2 separate regions of the Homo sapiens genome follow, and region 2 is linked to region 1. A link is a loop called in an ENCODE intact Hi-C map of the cell type or tissue named here. Cell type or tissue: gastrocnemius medialis. All regions are shown on one strand.

Region 1 (8,000 bases):
GCAATTATCCTTTGCCACCCACAGCAGACAAAATCTGAGAGTTGAAATTCCTTCTTATAAGAACCCAGGAGAGTTGTGAGTTTGAGTCTCCGGTGCTCTGTGATCAGTCCCCAGGGATGCCAAGGGAGCTCTCACATGCCTGTTGGGCATAGCTCTCCCTGGGAGGCATGGGAGGCATCTAGCTTCTCTCCATCCTGCCCAGGAAGGGAGGGCCCCACAGGAAACCCACATCTCACTCCCCCTGCCCTCTGCTTCCTGCTGTCTCTGCCCCTGCCCCATGTCAATGCTCCTGCCAAAGTCCATTTCTGTAACCTGACCTTGTCCCTGAGTCCATCTCCATCCCTCTCTGCCCTGTGGTGTTACAGAACACCCTCCTTGGTCCCCATCCCACTCCACCCCTCGGATTCCTTGTTAGTAAACATGACAAAATGTTCTCCAGCGTAGCAACAGGCAGGCATCCTCGGTGGCTGAGGGCCCCTGAGGACAGGGCAGGAGGGACTGGCTACAGCTCCCAGTTTCTAGCCAGGCCTGGGCAGATTCCACTAGTGAGCTGCTGATTTAATTCCAGACAACAAATGTTATCAAGGCCCACTCTGGGCCCAGCCCTGCACTAGGTCCAGGAGGGGCAGCTATGAAGCACACACAGCATGGCACAGCCCCTGGGTTGGGGTGCAGGCCTGAGAACCCATAATTACAATCTGTGGGTTACACAGATAAGATGCCTGGTGAATGGAGAAGGGCAGAGGGAGTGAGGGAAGGGAGCAGCTATGCTGACACTCAGAATTCCAAGAGCCACACCTTTCCCTAAGTCCTCCACCCTCAGGACCCCCCACACTAAATACATGAGTTGGCAAGCGATGCCCCAACAGCCGAATTAGGCCCACCACCCACTTTATGAGGAAGATGAGCTAAGAATTGTCTACATTTTTTAGGCCGGGCGCAGTGGCTCCCAGCCTAAAAACCCCGTCTCTACTAAAAATACAAAAATTAGCCAGGTGTGGTGGTGTGTGCCTGTAATCCCAACTACTCAGGAGGCTGAGGCAGGAGAATTGCTTGAACCTGGGAGGCAGAGGTTGCAGTGAGCTGAAATCATGTCACTGTGCTCCAGCCTGGGCAACAGAGCAAAACTCTGTCTCAAAAAAAAAAAAAAATTGTCTTTACATTTTTAATGGTTGAGAAAAAAATCTAAAGAAGAATATTTTGTGACACATGAAAATTACATGAATTCCAATTTTGCCACCCATAAATTAAGTTTTCTTGGAACATGACCACATTTATTCATTTACCCATTGTCCTTGGCTGCTTTTCCACTGCAATGGCAGAGTCGAGTAGTTGTGACAGACACCATATGATCCTACGAACCTCAGACATTTACTATCTAGCCCTTTACAGAATAGTTCGCCAACACTTGCTCTAGACCAAAGCCCAGAAAGGGAATTTAAGACCCATCTGGCTGACCACTCTCAACTTCTCTTCCCATCCCGCTCCATTTCTCCTTGCACTGCCCCCGCCACTGCCCTCCACTCTCCACCATCTCCTGTCCTCCCTCCTTCTTCCTCCCACAATTCCCTGGGACCAAGAAATGGGTGCTTATTTGCTTCCTTTATGTCAGATCCTCCCCCTTTCTACTCTAGCCTCATGAGAAAGCCTTAGGGACAGGCACAGGTACCTTCCCTAGGCCAGAGCTTCCCCGTGGAAGTGCTTCAGATGGGCCACAGGCATGCAGCACAATGGTGATGCCCTCGGTCCTCAGGTGAGAGGGCAGCCAAAGTGCACAGGCTGGGTACCTCTAAGGAGAACCTCACCTACAGCTCCTTGGAGGGCAGCCAAGAGTGGGCCCCATCAAACAGCAAGGACAGTGATCTCATCCCAAGCGGCGAGGACACGTCCTTTGGCAGCTTGCTGCATAGTGTGCCACTCCCACATGGACAGAGCCAGAAACCCACTGGAGGAGTGTGTGTCCCTTGCGTCGGGTGAGCACAGAGCACAGACCAAGAGGGATGGGGCCGGGGGCAAGGAGAGCAGGAGGGAGCTTCTGGCAGCCACAGTAGAAATGGCAGCCCTGAATCTGTCTTCACGCCTATGTACAGAAACCATAAAATTCATTGTCCAAAATAGTATACTTTCTTTTTTTAAATCGACTTTAATGAGGTATAATTTACATATAATGAAATGCATCTATTTTAACTATATAGTACTATGAGTTTCTGCAAATGTATACATGGGTGATCCACCAGTGTCACCACTACCATGATCAAGATACACAATGTTGTCATTACCCCCCAAATGCCCCATATGCCCCACTGCAGTCACTCACCCCCACCACTGCCTGAGACAACTACTCATCTGTCTTCCATCACTACAAATTAGTTTTGCCTATTCTAGAATTTCAAATAAATGGAATCATACAGCATGTACTTTTTTGTGTCTGGCTTCTTTCATTCTGGGCAATGTTTCGAGATTCATCCACACTGTGTATGAACACCAAACTGGCACGCTTCTTGTTTGTTTTTTAGCAAAGGGAAGTGCTCTGGATAGTCATGTCATGTCAGAAGAATGAATCAGAGCCCTTCAGGACAAATCAGGACAACAGTCACTCGATGTATATGGGCTGTTCCTGTCTTTCTCAGTAGATGAGCCTCTTTAGTCACCTCCACACTGCCTGCAGGATATCTGATGTAAAATTGCATGTGTATTCTGCAGATTAGGGCTTCACCATTACCTAAGTGCACTAGAATCCAAAAGGTTTGAAGGGTGCTAAATCCAATGCTCATCCCAAAAAATTTCAATACCACATTTGTTGTTTGAAAAAAGAAAATGCCGTTATAGTCTCTATATGATTTCAACTGGTATATATTTTTTAACAGGTGCAAAATTGTTTTTAACTTTTTATCACCAATCTGTACAAACAAATTTCCTGTTAATGATGATTATGGGTACAATGTACACTATTCAAGTGATAGTTACAGGAAAAGCCCAGACTTCACCACTTTGCAATATATCCATGTAACAAAATGGCACTTGTACCCACTAAATCTATAAACATTTAAAAATTAGAAACAAATGAAATTTGAAAAAAGAATGAAGAAACCCTTAAAAATCTTGATCAGAAATTCCATGTAGCCATTTCAAGCCTAAAACTACATAAAAAAGACATGTTAATTTGAAGCAAGCTCATGTTTAACAATAAAATATTTAAATGATTTTCTTTAGAATATTATATAAATTCAACATTTAATATTTTGTTTTGTATATTATTGTAATAATATAACATGAAGAAAATGTGAATTTTTTTCACTAGCTCCCATGTAGGCATTCCCAAATCCCCTTTAGCTGACCCCAGTGTGCCACACGCATATTCTCACTTTCTAAGCGTGTTGTGAACAGGGAAGCATTAGTCAGCACTGCCCCCACACTATGGGAGAAGCCAGTACCCTGGGCTAGGACGCATGTTTCTTGCTAAAGAGACCTCTCCTGCCCTCTAGTGATAATTTTTGTAGCTGGATCTCAGAGGGAAAACAGTGATGTAATGAGTAATTAAATATATCTGTTTTATATTTGCAAAATTGCCATCCCTGTCACATGCATTATAGCTATCTTGGGTCCTGACAGATAAAAACTTTCACAAGCATCCCTCTGTTGCTCCCTGGTGCCTGGGAGGTCGAGCCTGTGGCTTCTCTTCCATGATTCCACCTCTCCTCTCTGCCCTCATCTTCTCCACCCCTGTGGCACGGCAAAGTCTCCACCATCCCCAGCCAGTGACACCACCCTTGCCATCACCTAGGACCAGTGGCCACTGAACCCCCTTCCCACCCTTACCAGATGCAAGGACTGTAGTGGTGGAGAGGGGAGCATGGGCCTGGGAAGCAAACACCTAATTGTTCATTGTACAACAATTTGTTATCAACCGACAAACTCCAGGCATTCAGAAAATTTGGGATTCCCTTGGCACACAGAGGGAAAGGGGGGCAGCTGTACCATAAACGCTTCCCATACCCCTTGTCTCTGTAGAAACCCAGCCTTTTATCCCCAAGCAGCAGCACTTAGCAAGTGGTCACACAAGAGGGAAGGTAAAATCACCACCCATCAACTAAAGGATGAAGTATCTGTTTGAGTTATCAGTATACAGTCACAGAAGTGAAAGATACATGCATGAAAATTAGAACATATCAAAGTTGAGGATCACCTATGCAAACAACAAAAAAGTCGTTGAGAACAGCTGAATTTTCATCTGAAATGAGAACTATAGAATATTTACTATTGAGGTAATTTCTGTTCTATTGAGTAGAAATCCAGCAAACAACAATCTATTTTTTTTTTTTTTTTTTTTTTTTTGAGATGGAGTTTCACTCTTTTCACCCTGGCTAGAATGCAATGGTGAGATCTTGGCTCACTGCAACCTCCACCTTCCAGGTTCAAGCGATTCTCCTGCCTCAGCCTCCCAAGTAGCTGGGATTACAGGTGCCCACCACCATGCCCAATTAATTTTTGTATTTTTTGTAGAGACAAGGTTTCACCATTTTGGTCAGGCTGGTCTCGAACTCCTGACCTCAAGTGATCCACCCGCCTTGGCCTCCCAAAGTGCTGAGATTACAGGCATGAGCCACCAAGCCCGGCCACTAACTACAATTCTATATATAGTTGGCCCTCCATCTCCAAGAGTTCCATAGCCATGGATGCAACCAAGTGTGGATGGAAAATATTCGAAAAAAAAAGTGGCATCCATCCTAAACATATAAAGACTTTTATTCTCTTCATTACTGCCAAGAAATAGAGTATAACAACTATTTACATAGTATTTACATTTTATTAGGTATTATCAGTACAGTTAAGCATCCATTAACAATGGGGATATGGTCTGAGAGATGTGTCTTTAGGTGATTTGGTTGTGCAAACACCACAGAGTGTACTCACATAAACCTAGATTGTATAGCCTACCACATACCTAGGCTATATGGGATAGCCTGTCGCTCCTGGGCTACAAACCTCTACAGCATGTTCTATACTGAATATTGTAGGCAACTGTAACACAATAGTAAGGATTTGTGTATTTAAACATATGTAAACAAAGAAAAGATACAGTAAAAATACAGTATAAAAGACTAAAAAATGAACAAATGGAGCTTGCAGGACTGGAAGTTGCTCTGGGTGAGTCAGTGAGTGATCAGTAAGTGAATGTGAAGGCCTAGGACATCACTGCGCACTATCGTAGACTTCATAAATACTGTACAATGAGGCCACACTACATTTGTTTTAAACGTTTTTTCTTTCTTCAATAATAGATTAACCTTAACTTACTGTAACTTTTTTACTTTGTAAACTTGTTAATTTTTGCAAATTGTGACTCTTTTGTAATAACATTTAGCTTGAAACACATAGTATAGCTGTACAAAAATTCTTTATATCCTATTCTATGAGCTTTCATCTATTTTTTATAAACTTTTTTTTTACTCTTTAAAATTTTAAAACTTTAAACTTTTTTGTTAAAAACGAAGACACAAACACACACATTAGCCTAGGCCTGCACAGGGTCAGGATCATCCATATCACTGTCTTCCACCTCCACATCTTGTCCCACTGGAAGATCTTCAGGGGCAGTAACATGCATGGAGCTGTCATCTCCTATCCTAACAGTGTCCTCTTCTGGAATACCTCCTGGAGGACCTCCTGAGGCTATTTTACAGTTAACAATTTTTTATAAGTAGAAGGAGTACACTCTAATGATAAAAAGTATAGTATAATATAGTAAACACACAAACCAGTAACATAGTCATTTATTATCTTGTCAAGTATTATGCACTGCACATAATTGTATGTGCTATACTTTTGTGCAACTGGCAGTGCAGTAGGTTTGTTTACACCAGAAACAATGTGAATGGTTGTTTATCATCACAACATGTAAATGATGCATTGCACTATGATTTTATGAGGGCTACGATGTCACTAGGCAATAGTAATTTTTCAGCTCCATTTTAATCTCAGGGGACCCCATTGTATATGTAGCCCATCATCGACTTAATCATCATTGTGTGGCACATGACTGTAATTGAGAGATGATTAAAGTATACAGAGGATGTGCATAGGTTATATGCAAATACTGTGCCATTTTATACCAGGGACTTGAGCATCCTCAGATTTGGGTATCTGTGGGAGGTCCTGGAACCAATCCCCCACGGAAATCAAGGGACAATTGTACTACGTTCCAGTGTTCAGTTCCGTTTAATCTTCATTCTGCTCTGCTACATTTTCAACCTCTGCAGGCCAAAAGCCCTGAATTCTCTGCCTAGCCCTCTTTTGTCCAAGTAGAGACCCAGAAGTCCATTTGGGGAAGAGCTGTCAAAAGGTTAAGTCATATCCAGGAGTGGCAGCTTGTACGGCTATGATGGACATCAGAGGGACACAGGATTTCTCTCGCCTTTATTTCTAAGTAGACCCCTTTCAGAAGCACCCTCCACCCCAGATGGGTTTTCCAAGTCCCAGTCCTGATGTCTAACTAATCCCTTTTCCCTGGACTATGTGAGCTGACTGGGCTACAGAGCTAGGCAGTAACCAGCCAAATCTCCTCTTAGTCACAGATACATGTGGCACAACAAGGCAGGTGCCTCGGTGTCCAGGTGGACAGGTTCTGTTCATACCTCATTTGGAATCAAAGAGCAGCTGTCTTGGGCCCCCAGGCTGTTGGTCTCTAGATCAGTGGGGCCCCCATTAGATCCCACACAAGATGGCAGTCATCAACAATTGAGCTCCACCGAGTTCCTGTGGGACTGAGGTCTGATGATTTCTTGAGGGCTCTTCCCCTATCACATTGATCTTTCTGAAGACGAATTTTATCATCGGTTATGTGTCAGGTAGGACTCTTCTGGTTGCAAGTGATTTTTTAAAAATTCTAACTGGCTTAAGCAAAAAAGGGCACATGAAACTAAAAAAGACCAGGGACAGCCAGCTTCAGGCAAAGCTTTACACTAGGCTCAAAGAATGACATTGCCCAGTCTAGCTGTACCTCTGCTCTGCTCTGTCTCTGTTGGCTTCAATCTCAGACTTTACATCTATGGAAAAATGGCTACCAGCAATTCCAAGCTTCATCTTCCCACATACATGTCCAATGGGAAAAGAACAAGTCTCTTCCCCAATGCTCAGGATCAATTCCTGGAATTCACTCAGAAAGACCACTCTTGGGCCATGTACCCATCCCTGAACTAATCACCACAATCATAGTGATGGAACAGGATACATTCCCAACACATCCAAGCTGTGCTCTCCTCTAAAGTCTGGCCACCAAGGCAGCAGCAACCTCAAGTCCCAATTTCTGAGTCAAACCAACCTGCCCATGTCCACTTCCAGGTCTCAGCTTCTACAGAACCCTTTGTCCTCCCATCTTTTTTTTTCCCTGGGCTGTCCACCCAGAGGCTACCTCTCTGAGCCTGTTGGCCAGCTGGCCCTCCCTGGTTCTTGAAATAACCTACTCCTCGGTGCCCTCTCTTCCACCTCCAAGTTTAGGCCTGAACTCAGGAACTGGAAAATCGTCTTTCAAAACCCTGTCTGTTAGCACCAGGCAGCCAGAATTCCTAGAGAAAGACAGAGCTTCCCTGTGCTCAGATGCCCAGAGTGTGCCCCTGCCAGGGTGCCTGGCACAGGAGACCAGCTGGGGTTCCAGATGAGGCATGTGAAGAACTGGTAAGACAGAGGGCAGAACAAGAGCCATTCAGGAAACAAAACCTCTCATCCAGCTTCCTCCTAGATGGTACAGACTGTGAAGGGCCTTAGATACTGTGTCAAGGAGCTGAGACTTGACCCAACAGGAGGTGAAGAGTAGTCAAAAGGCTTGCTGGATGCGTGAATGGATGAATGAACACACAAACAAGTAACCTCAGCTCGGAGATGGAAAGTGACTTGCCCCATATCACATAGGAAGCAAGTGGCAGAAACAGGACCAAACTCCAGGCCTACCTGTGCCCATCCTAGGGCTCTAGTATCAGCCCAGGCTGCCTCCATCTCAACAG
Region 2 (8,000 bases), 200 kb before region 1:
AGTTCTGTGACGCTGGTAGGACCCCTCCCAGGCCTCCCCGCCCCAGCACAGGAAAGGGCCTGTGCATTATTTACATTGTGTGGACTTCAGATGGGGCCAGCTTTAGTTACCAGCAAGAGCAGCAGCCACAGCAGCATCGAGTGGACATGCAGATGCAGGGACTGCCTATAGCTGGAGAGCCCTGGCTGTGGGAACGCCACAGACGAGGAGCTGCTCAAAAGGATGCCTCTGTGTCGGCTGGGGCTTTCTTGCCACTCTGTGATTCTAGCCATCAGAAGTTCTTGCTGTGGAGAAGAACCCTGGTCACTCTCTCCTACCATTTATTCTCTGGCCCGCATGCACCTTTGTCACAGCCCTCAGAGACAGAGGAGGGTGAGGCTTTGCAGACCTGGGTGGATATCCCCAGAACAATTATAATGGCAACTTAGATGTGTATGAGTTATAAAGTCCTTATCACATGCATTTTCTTATTTCTCACAGCAAGGCTATGAGTTCAAGGTCACATTTCCCGAGAGCCCACTGAGTGTGGATGCCATATATTTATGCATACAAACACATACACATACATACATGAGTACATATAGTGCTTATAATACCTCTGCAAGGTAGGTGATATGATTCCCATTTTGCAGATGAGCACGCTGGGGCTTAGAGAGATTAAATAACTTGTCCAAAGTCACAGAGATAGTCATGGTGCCGTAAGAGTCAGTATCTCACAGGTGACAGAGCACAGGCAAGGGGACATTGCATCTTTTCCTTCTCACCAACACAGCTTACTCCACCCCTGGAAACACATGGTCTGCTGGTCATTCAGAGTCACCTTTGGGTCTATTGACTAGGTTGCACACAGTTCAATTGTGTGTTTTCTTTTTCACAGTGCCCCTCCACTCACTGAAAAGGAAGTTGAGGTAAGTGACTCAAGTGTGTTATGAAATTTAGTGCCCGTGCTTGACTGGGCTTATTCAAAACATTTCTTCCTCCAGACTCTAGCTCTGACATTTTTAGACAAAAATGAGAAAGAGTGACTGTGGGGTAATGTGAACATTCATGACCAGCCCTCTTGAACCATGAGATCCCCATTCCCACGTCCGTTCATGGAAGATTTTGACAAATTTGGGCAAAAGGGAGAAGGTAGTTGGAAATTTTACATTCCTGTAAGGATTGTTTATATTCTTTAAATGTACGACTTAGATACACAAAACCAGCTGGGAGGCTGCAGAATTGAATCAAATTTATTTCAAAATTACTGAAAAATGGTCAGATTTCAAGTTCTAAGCTTTAGTTTAGTGGGAAAGGGGGCTGGCCTCCTCAGGGTTTCAGCTACAAGAATGCCAGCTCAGCGGAGCCGGGAAGCTGTGCTGTCAGCAATCCAGCCTTCCGGTTTCCTCACTGGGGCCTCCTTGTCCCAGCGGGGTTGTGAGTGAGCTGAGGGGAATCTGCATTTCATTCTGTAGCGGACAAAGAGAACTTATCAGAGGTGAGACAATGAGAACTGCTGATGTGGACCAGATAAGCAGAGGAAGACAGACAGTATGAAGTATCTACCACAGGTAGTATCTATAACTTGCACACAGGCATTGCACTTGCAGTCTATAACACACGCATAGCCATCCTTTCAGCTGATCCTAACCAGCAGCTCTGAAAAGCAGGTGGAGCAGGAATCAGCACAAAGGAGAAAACTGAGTGAGTAAATAACCACACCAAGTTTCTAGATACTGTAGTTGGCAAAACCAAGACCTAGATCCAAGTGTTCTCACTGAATTCAGAACTCATTGTGTCACACTGCTGTTAAGGGGATAATCAAGGTATAGAAAATTAAGCATTGAGCATTATTCATAGACTTGACCAAGGCCGGGTAAGGCAGAAAATTTCTATCACTGGGCTATGAGCTCTAAGCCTACCCACTGACATTTGTGAAGATGGGCCATGGGCGGTTTGTTTAATGTCCAAATGCTGACCGCAGATGTATATGGACACAGCTCTCGGCATGGTGGAAATAAAACAGGCTTTCAAATCAGACAGTCTGAGGTTAAATCCTGGCTCCGTTACTCCGTGTCACCTTGAACAAGTTAATGACCGTTCTGGTCTTGGCCTCTTTACCCATAAACAGGTATAACAGTTCCCACCCCAGAGGGTTATTGTGAGATTACATGAATTTGTAGAATGAAAAGCAGTGCTGGCATATAGTAGATGCTCAATAAGGAGTAGTTTTCAATATTGCCTTCATCATCATCATTGGGTCAATTCTGTACCTTCAATTCTTCTGGAGATGACTGCCTTCCATGGGCCATGTTACATGAACTTCAGAAGCCCCTGTGGTTACTAACCCTGCAGGGTATAAATCTGCTACCACTCAGGGCAGATGATGGCTGTAAAATTGAAGACCATTGCTTCCTTCCTGAGTGAGGTCCATCTGTCTATTTCTTCTCCCTAGTAGTTTCCTACTGTTCTGGGAATTCCATGTATGACCAATATTATCTTTTCAAAGTCTGTTCATGCAGGCTGCAATTTTAGCATGAAACATTTATTTATTCCAGAAAGCTTAACCGAACAGAATCATACCTGGCCTTATTTAATCTCCTGGCAGCTACTTAAAGCTTCTATCAATACAGGATTTGGAATACTCGGGCTAGATGCTGATTGAAGTTTGCTTTACGTCAACAATGCTTAAATCTCACATGGAGTTTCTTTCAATACAGTATTTTCCTGCAAAATCTCCAAAACCCCTCATGCAATAAATCCCAGCATAAATCCAGATGCTTACACAATTAGCTGTACTGGCCTGAGTTTATCTAAACCCAGATACAGGATGTTATTTTCTTAAAATTCAGGAAAAAGCAAAGTGTTATTCTCTTCTTATTTTTTGGTAGAATACATTTGGACCTCCGGTTCTGGGAAGGGCCTAGCGTGGACCTTGGTCCCTGCTTTACCATCTTTTTTGTGGTTTCCTGTGAAGTGAGCGTTTCCCTTGCACATGGCTGCTTTGGTGCTTTGGCGGCTGTTCCAGGGGCCGTTGCAAAACGCTCGTGCAAGGAGCACAGCTGCAGCCTTGTCCTCTGCAGTAACTCCTCCCAGCACCTCTCTCACACCCTTGTTCCCAACAGAACGTGTTTGTGCAACTGTCCTTGGCCTTTAGAAATGACAGCTACACTCTGGAATCTAGAATTAACCAGGCTGAAAGGGAACGCAACCTGACAGAGGAGAACACTGAGAAAGAACTGGAAAACTTCAAAGCTTCCATTACGGTAATTGTGGAGCCTGATGTGAGGAATCCCTGGAGCAGAGACTGTCCCCAAGGGCCATACAGGGTGTCATGCTTCTCTCAGGTACCAAGTATAGTCTCCTGAAGTGAAAAATTGAGCCAAGACTCTGACAGTGTTCCTCAGAGAGTTGGGGGGAACTGAGGCAGAGATCCCAAAGGCCTGGTTCCCTCAGGGCTGTGGACAGGTCCTCCAAAGCCTTGGGAGCTTCTCAGAAGGGGGCAGGGTGGCCTGGGTGTGACTCCTACTTTCAGGCGCCAGGGATAGCGTGTTCACATTGGGCTTCTCCAAGCACCAGAAGAAACTGTGGCCCAGGCCCTGCAGAGGCCACTTCTCTCAGCCTGGATGGGGCCCAGAGCTGCTTTCATGAGAGCTGAGTCTAGGCTTGGTGTGTGTCTTAGTCAGTTTGAATTGCTGTAACAAAGGGCCTTAGACTGGGTGGCTTAAATGGCAAACATTTATTTCTCATAGTTCTGGAGGCTGGAAGGCCAAGATCAGGGCACCAGCATGGTCGGGTTCTGGTGAGGGCCATCTCTGGCTTGCAGACTACCACCTTTCCATTATATCTTACATGGTGGAAAGAGAACAGAACTCTCTGGGGTCCCTTTTATAAGAGCACTAATTCCATTCGTGGGGCTCCACTCTCCTCACCTAATCACCTCGCCCAGGCCCCACTTCACTATCACATTGAGGAGTTAGGATATGTCCCCCCAAAAGTCAGCAGATGACTTTGTGGGGGGCACAGACATTTAGCCCAGTGGTCCGCATCCCCTGGGCCAGGCCGCAAACCGGTACCAAACCATGGCCTGTTAGGAACCAGGCTGCACAGTAGGAGGTGAGCTGCCTGAGAGCATGACCTCCTGAGCTCCGCCGCCTGTCAGATCAGCAGCAGCATTCGATTCCCATAGGGTCACGAACCCTATTGTAAACTGTGCATGCGAAGGATCTAGGTTGTACCCTCCTTATAAGAATCTAATGATCAGAGGTGGAAGAGTTTCATCCCCAAACCATCGCCCCCACCAGGTTTGTGGAAAAATTGTCTTCCAAACCAGTCCCTGAGGCCGAAAAGGTTGGGGACTGCTGATTTAGTCCATAACATTATTTGAGGACCCCAGGTGATGCTCCTACTCCTGTTCAGTCCTCAGCTTCACTCTGGCACCACTGTGAGCACCGGGAAACCTACCAGAAGTTGCTGGAGGACATCGCTGTCCTGCACCGCCTGGCTGCCCGCCTCTCCAGCCGAGCTGAGGTGGTAGGCGCCGTCCGCCAGGTGAGTCTCTCCAGCCCCCGGTCTTGCCAACTCTGTTCCACCTACGTAAAGTAGAGCAATCACCCAAGCAGCGGCAACTACAGATACCACTTAGAGGTGGCTTCCTCTGGGCCAGGCATCCTATGCACATCATTGCAGTATTATTCAGAGTATTTTTGGCAGATCACTGAACCCTCAAGGTGCTTTGTGGAAAAAGGTTTCTGTGGACGCACAAGTTTGGGGACTACTGCATACTATCTTTCTTTCTTGGAAATTTCTAACACATTGGCCTAATCAAGGCTTTGGTAACTCCTGTGGTGGAGAAGGCTGGTTCACTTTACCTACATAGTTCCCAAACGTATTTAACTGAAGAATTCCCCCCACAGCTCTCCATTTTATTTTTCTCAAAAAATACCTGTTCAACTCCCATGGAGCTAGTATTTGACAAAACATACTTTAGGAAAACCTGCTTTGTCTCATTAAATCCACCCAGCAACCCTATAAATATCCTGTCTCCCAGATGAAGATGCAGAGTCTCAGAAAGTAAAAGCGTTAGTGGCGGAGCGGGGCACAGGCCCAGGTCTGGCTCTCTCTTGGCCACTTTGAAGTCCTGAAGCATACAGAGCCCCGCCCCGGCCCCCCATGTTGTAGCAGGAGCACATTGCCCGAGTTCTAATCCTGGCTCCAACCTTCATTCGCTGTGTGACCTTGGGCCCCTTACTGAGGTTTCTCTGCTTCAGTCTTTTCAAGTATAAAATGAGGATGGTCACAGTATCTGCCATAGAGGGTTGCTGCCGTACTTGTAAAGCATTTGGATGTTGTTATTATGTTGCTATGACATGAATCTATGTCCTGCTGCTCTGGTTACATGAGAGGAGGTTCCTGGGGTGGTGCAGCCCTGAGCAGTTCCTATTAAATAAAAGAAAGACCTGTCGCTGGGCCATCCCACCCTGTGTCCTTCAGGACAAGGACATCTGACTCAGCAGTGGTGCCCAGGAAGTCACTCCAGCTGGGAGCAGCAACACGGGAGGACTCTAGGGAAGTAGCTGGTCTCAGCCACGCATGACTGTGGGACCTGTTCCTGCGAAGCCACTGGGTGTGTCCCTCTGTGGCCAGGCAGGGCCTGAGCTAGATCCTCTGAGGGATCTAACTGGGGTATGAGCAGAGAGAAATTGTTCTCATTGTGTGCAGGCTTCCCAAACTTGTGCCTCAGCCCACCTGTCACTCACGCCATCTGCTCCCTTCTCCAAATGGCTCCCTCGTCTTGGCTGCTATGTCTCAGTCTTTGCCTTCCTCTCTGGCTCCACTGGGCCAGGTCAGGCTTCATCCTGTTTTTACCTGCTGCCCTCACTGCCACCAGTCTCACTCCCTTGAGTCCCATCTCTACCTATGACCTGATTATATTACTCTCTTACTTTAAGGGAGATATTCAATGGCTTCCCTTTTCCTTCAGAATAAGTTCAAATTCCTTTGTCTAGCATTCGAGGTCCTTCACAACCCAGACTTACAAATAGACCCAACTGCTTGCTGATCCCTACATAGGTAGGAGGACCTGCAGTGTCTGGGCTTTCTGGACAGCCCTGGTTTATTATGTCGATTGTCCCAGCATAATTTGTCGTCGTGCCTTTCTTCACTCTCCAGAGGACTCTTATTCAGAGGATAAAACCTCATCTACATATAAGCCCTGTGCTTCCCTGCCTCTAGACTCCTCTTGGAGTTCCCTGGCCTGAACGCTGTGTCCCTCCTGCCCTTGTCTATGGGCCCAGATGCTGCTCACATCCTACATCCACTGCATTCCCTCTCCATGAAGCCTCCCCTGACCCGTTCTCTGCAAGCAGAAACAACTCTCCTCTGCCTGTCATCTCCTGCAGTGTGGTGGCTGTGCTTTTCTCATTCTCCCTAAGCGCAGGTGCTGAGTCCACCTCTCAGCTCACATGGCAGACAGCAAACTCTTCAGAGGGCAGAGTCTTGTCCCTGTATCCTTTTGATTCTCCTAGCCCAGACCCTAGGTCAGAGCAAATAAGTGCCAACGGAGCCTTTCCTCCAATGGCCTCATGCACTCATGCGCTCCTTCCCCGCAGGAAAAGCGCATGTCGAAAGCAACGGAAGTGATGATGCAGTATGTGGAGAATCTAAAGAGGACGTATGAGAAGGACCATGCGGAGCTCATGGAGTTTAAAAAGCTTGCAAATCAGAATTCAAGCCGCAGCTGTGGCCCCTCTGGTAAGGACCTAGGCTCCTGCCCCATCTTGGCCCTACAAGGTGGACTTCCAAGAGCTCTTGGCTAGGATTAGAGCTGTCAGAACAGCCCCAGGACTTATTTCCAGTTGAGCAGCACTCCTGTCTAGTGCTGCCCACAGGGGCCTCCCAGCAGCTGCTTCAGTGGGCCTGGCAGGGCAGTCTGGAACCAGGAAACATGAGCCTTTCCAAAGTGACTTCCTAACTCCCAAAGCAATAAATCACAGTGGCTGACCATGGATACAAAGCCCATGGGCTACAAGAGCTCTTGGACTTACAGGGTCTGAGAGTGACCCTAGACCCTGTCAGTCCGTGTGCTTTGGGATCCCCTTTTAGGCAGCACATGCTAAGGAATTTGGGCTTTATTCTGGAAAGCATTAGGGATCCAGCCAATGATTTTAATCAAGAAAATGACTTGATCATATATGTAGTTTAAGAAGATTCCCTTTAACTGTGGTGTGGCAGTTACATTACTGGGACAAAGCAGGGATAGAAAACCCCATGAAGATGTTCTTGCAACAGTCCAGGTGAGGGGTGAAACCTGGGCAGTTAGGGTGGAGTGAGAGTCTGGCTGAAGGAGATGTTACGGAGAAAAACAGCAGACTCATGGGTAAGACAGAAGTTTCAAAGAAATACTCTTGTTTAGAAGTTCTATACGAATTGCTATAGGAGCACGGGGGAGGGCCCACCTGATTCTGCTTGAAGGGAGACAAAGAAGCCTTCAAAGAGGGATGGTATCTTGTTGGTGTTTTAAAGTAAAAATAGGAGTTCTCCAGTCAATAGAGGAAGACACATCCCAAGTGGAGAAACCAGCATGGACAAAGGTGTGGAGGTTGGGGGTGAAAACAAGATGAAACAAACAGTTTGTCATAGTGGCAGTGTCAGGGTGTGGAAGTGAGACTTGGTTGACCAGGGCCACACGCCAGGCCATGCTAGCAATTTGAGCCTCTAGGCAACGGGGAGTCATTGGTAAGTTTATACCACATGAGGTAATCAGCCTTTATTTTTAGATTATTCTGACTTCAGTGGACAATATATTGGAGGTGTGCAAAAGCTGAGGTAAAGAGAGACACAGTAGGAGGCTCTTTCTCAGTCCAGCAGGAAGAGGTTGGTGCCTTGGACCAGATCTCTCCATGGGCACTGTCAGGGTTTGAACTCTGGCTGATGAGGGTGGCTAGCAGGAGAAAACAGACCTTTTAGCAACAGGAATCCCTGTGGAATGCAAACATCCGTGTTACCAAGAGCTGCAGAAG

What was found. A loop is a pair of places that touch in the nucleus more often than their neighbours do. Peaks named below come from ENCODE experiments on the same cell type or tissue, not always from the same donor. Only the 100,000 strongest peaks of a DNase experiment are listed, where the experiment ranks them.
Region 2: it touches region 1 in a loop (2.4-fold over the local background); 3 of 110 quality-filtered maps call a loop at or near these places.

The regions. Positions count from the first base shown.
Region 1 is chr11:10,401,792-10,409,791 of GRCh38, reverse strand. The region is part of intron 2 of CAND1.11 (a long non-coding RNA gene); the gene reads right to left. Among named protein-coding and RNA genes, the nearest start is that of AMPD3, 49 kb to the left of the region's middle. RefSeq lists enhancers at 1-474, 475-975. In gastrocnemius medialis, a CTCF peak has its summit at 3,472 (motif pointing left); DNase peaks (open chromatin) are centred at 431, 1,857, 3,411 and 3,761; H3K27ac peaks cover 4,400 bases.
Region 2 is chr11:10,599,650-10,607,649 of GRCh38, reverse strand. IRAG1 (inositol 1,4,5-triphosphate receptor associated 1) reads left to right here. Exons shown (of 21, transcript NM_130385.4): 12 at 878-908; 13 at 3,105-3,245; 14 at 4,399-4,530; 15 at 6,591-6,732. IRAG1-AS1 (IRAG1 antisense RNA 1) reads right to left here. Exons shown (of 4, transcript NR_046375.1): 4 at 7,718-7,959. Among named protein-coding and RNA genes, the nearest start is that of LYVE1, 35 kb to the right of the region's middle. RefSeq lists enhancers at 1,214-1,508, 1,234-1,528. In gastrocnemius medialis, no CTCF peak of the experiment used is centred here; DNase peaks (open chromatin) are centred at 3,059, 5,549, 6,899, 7,659 and 1 weaker place; H3K27ac peaks cover 6,441 bases.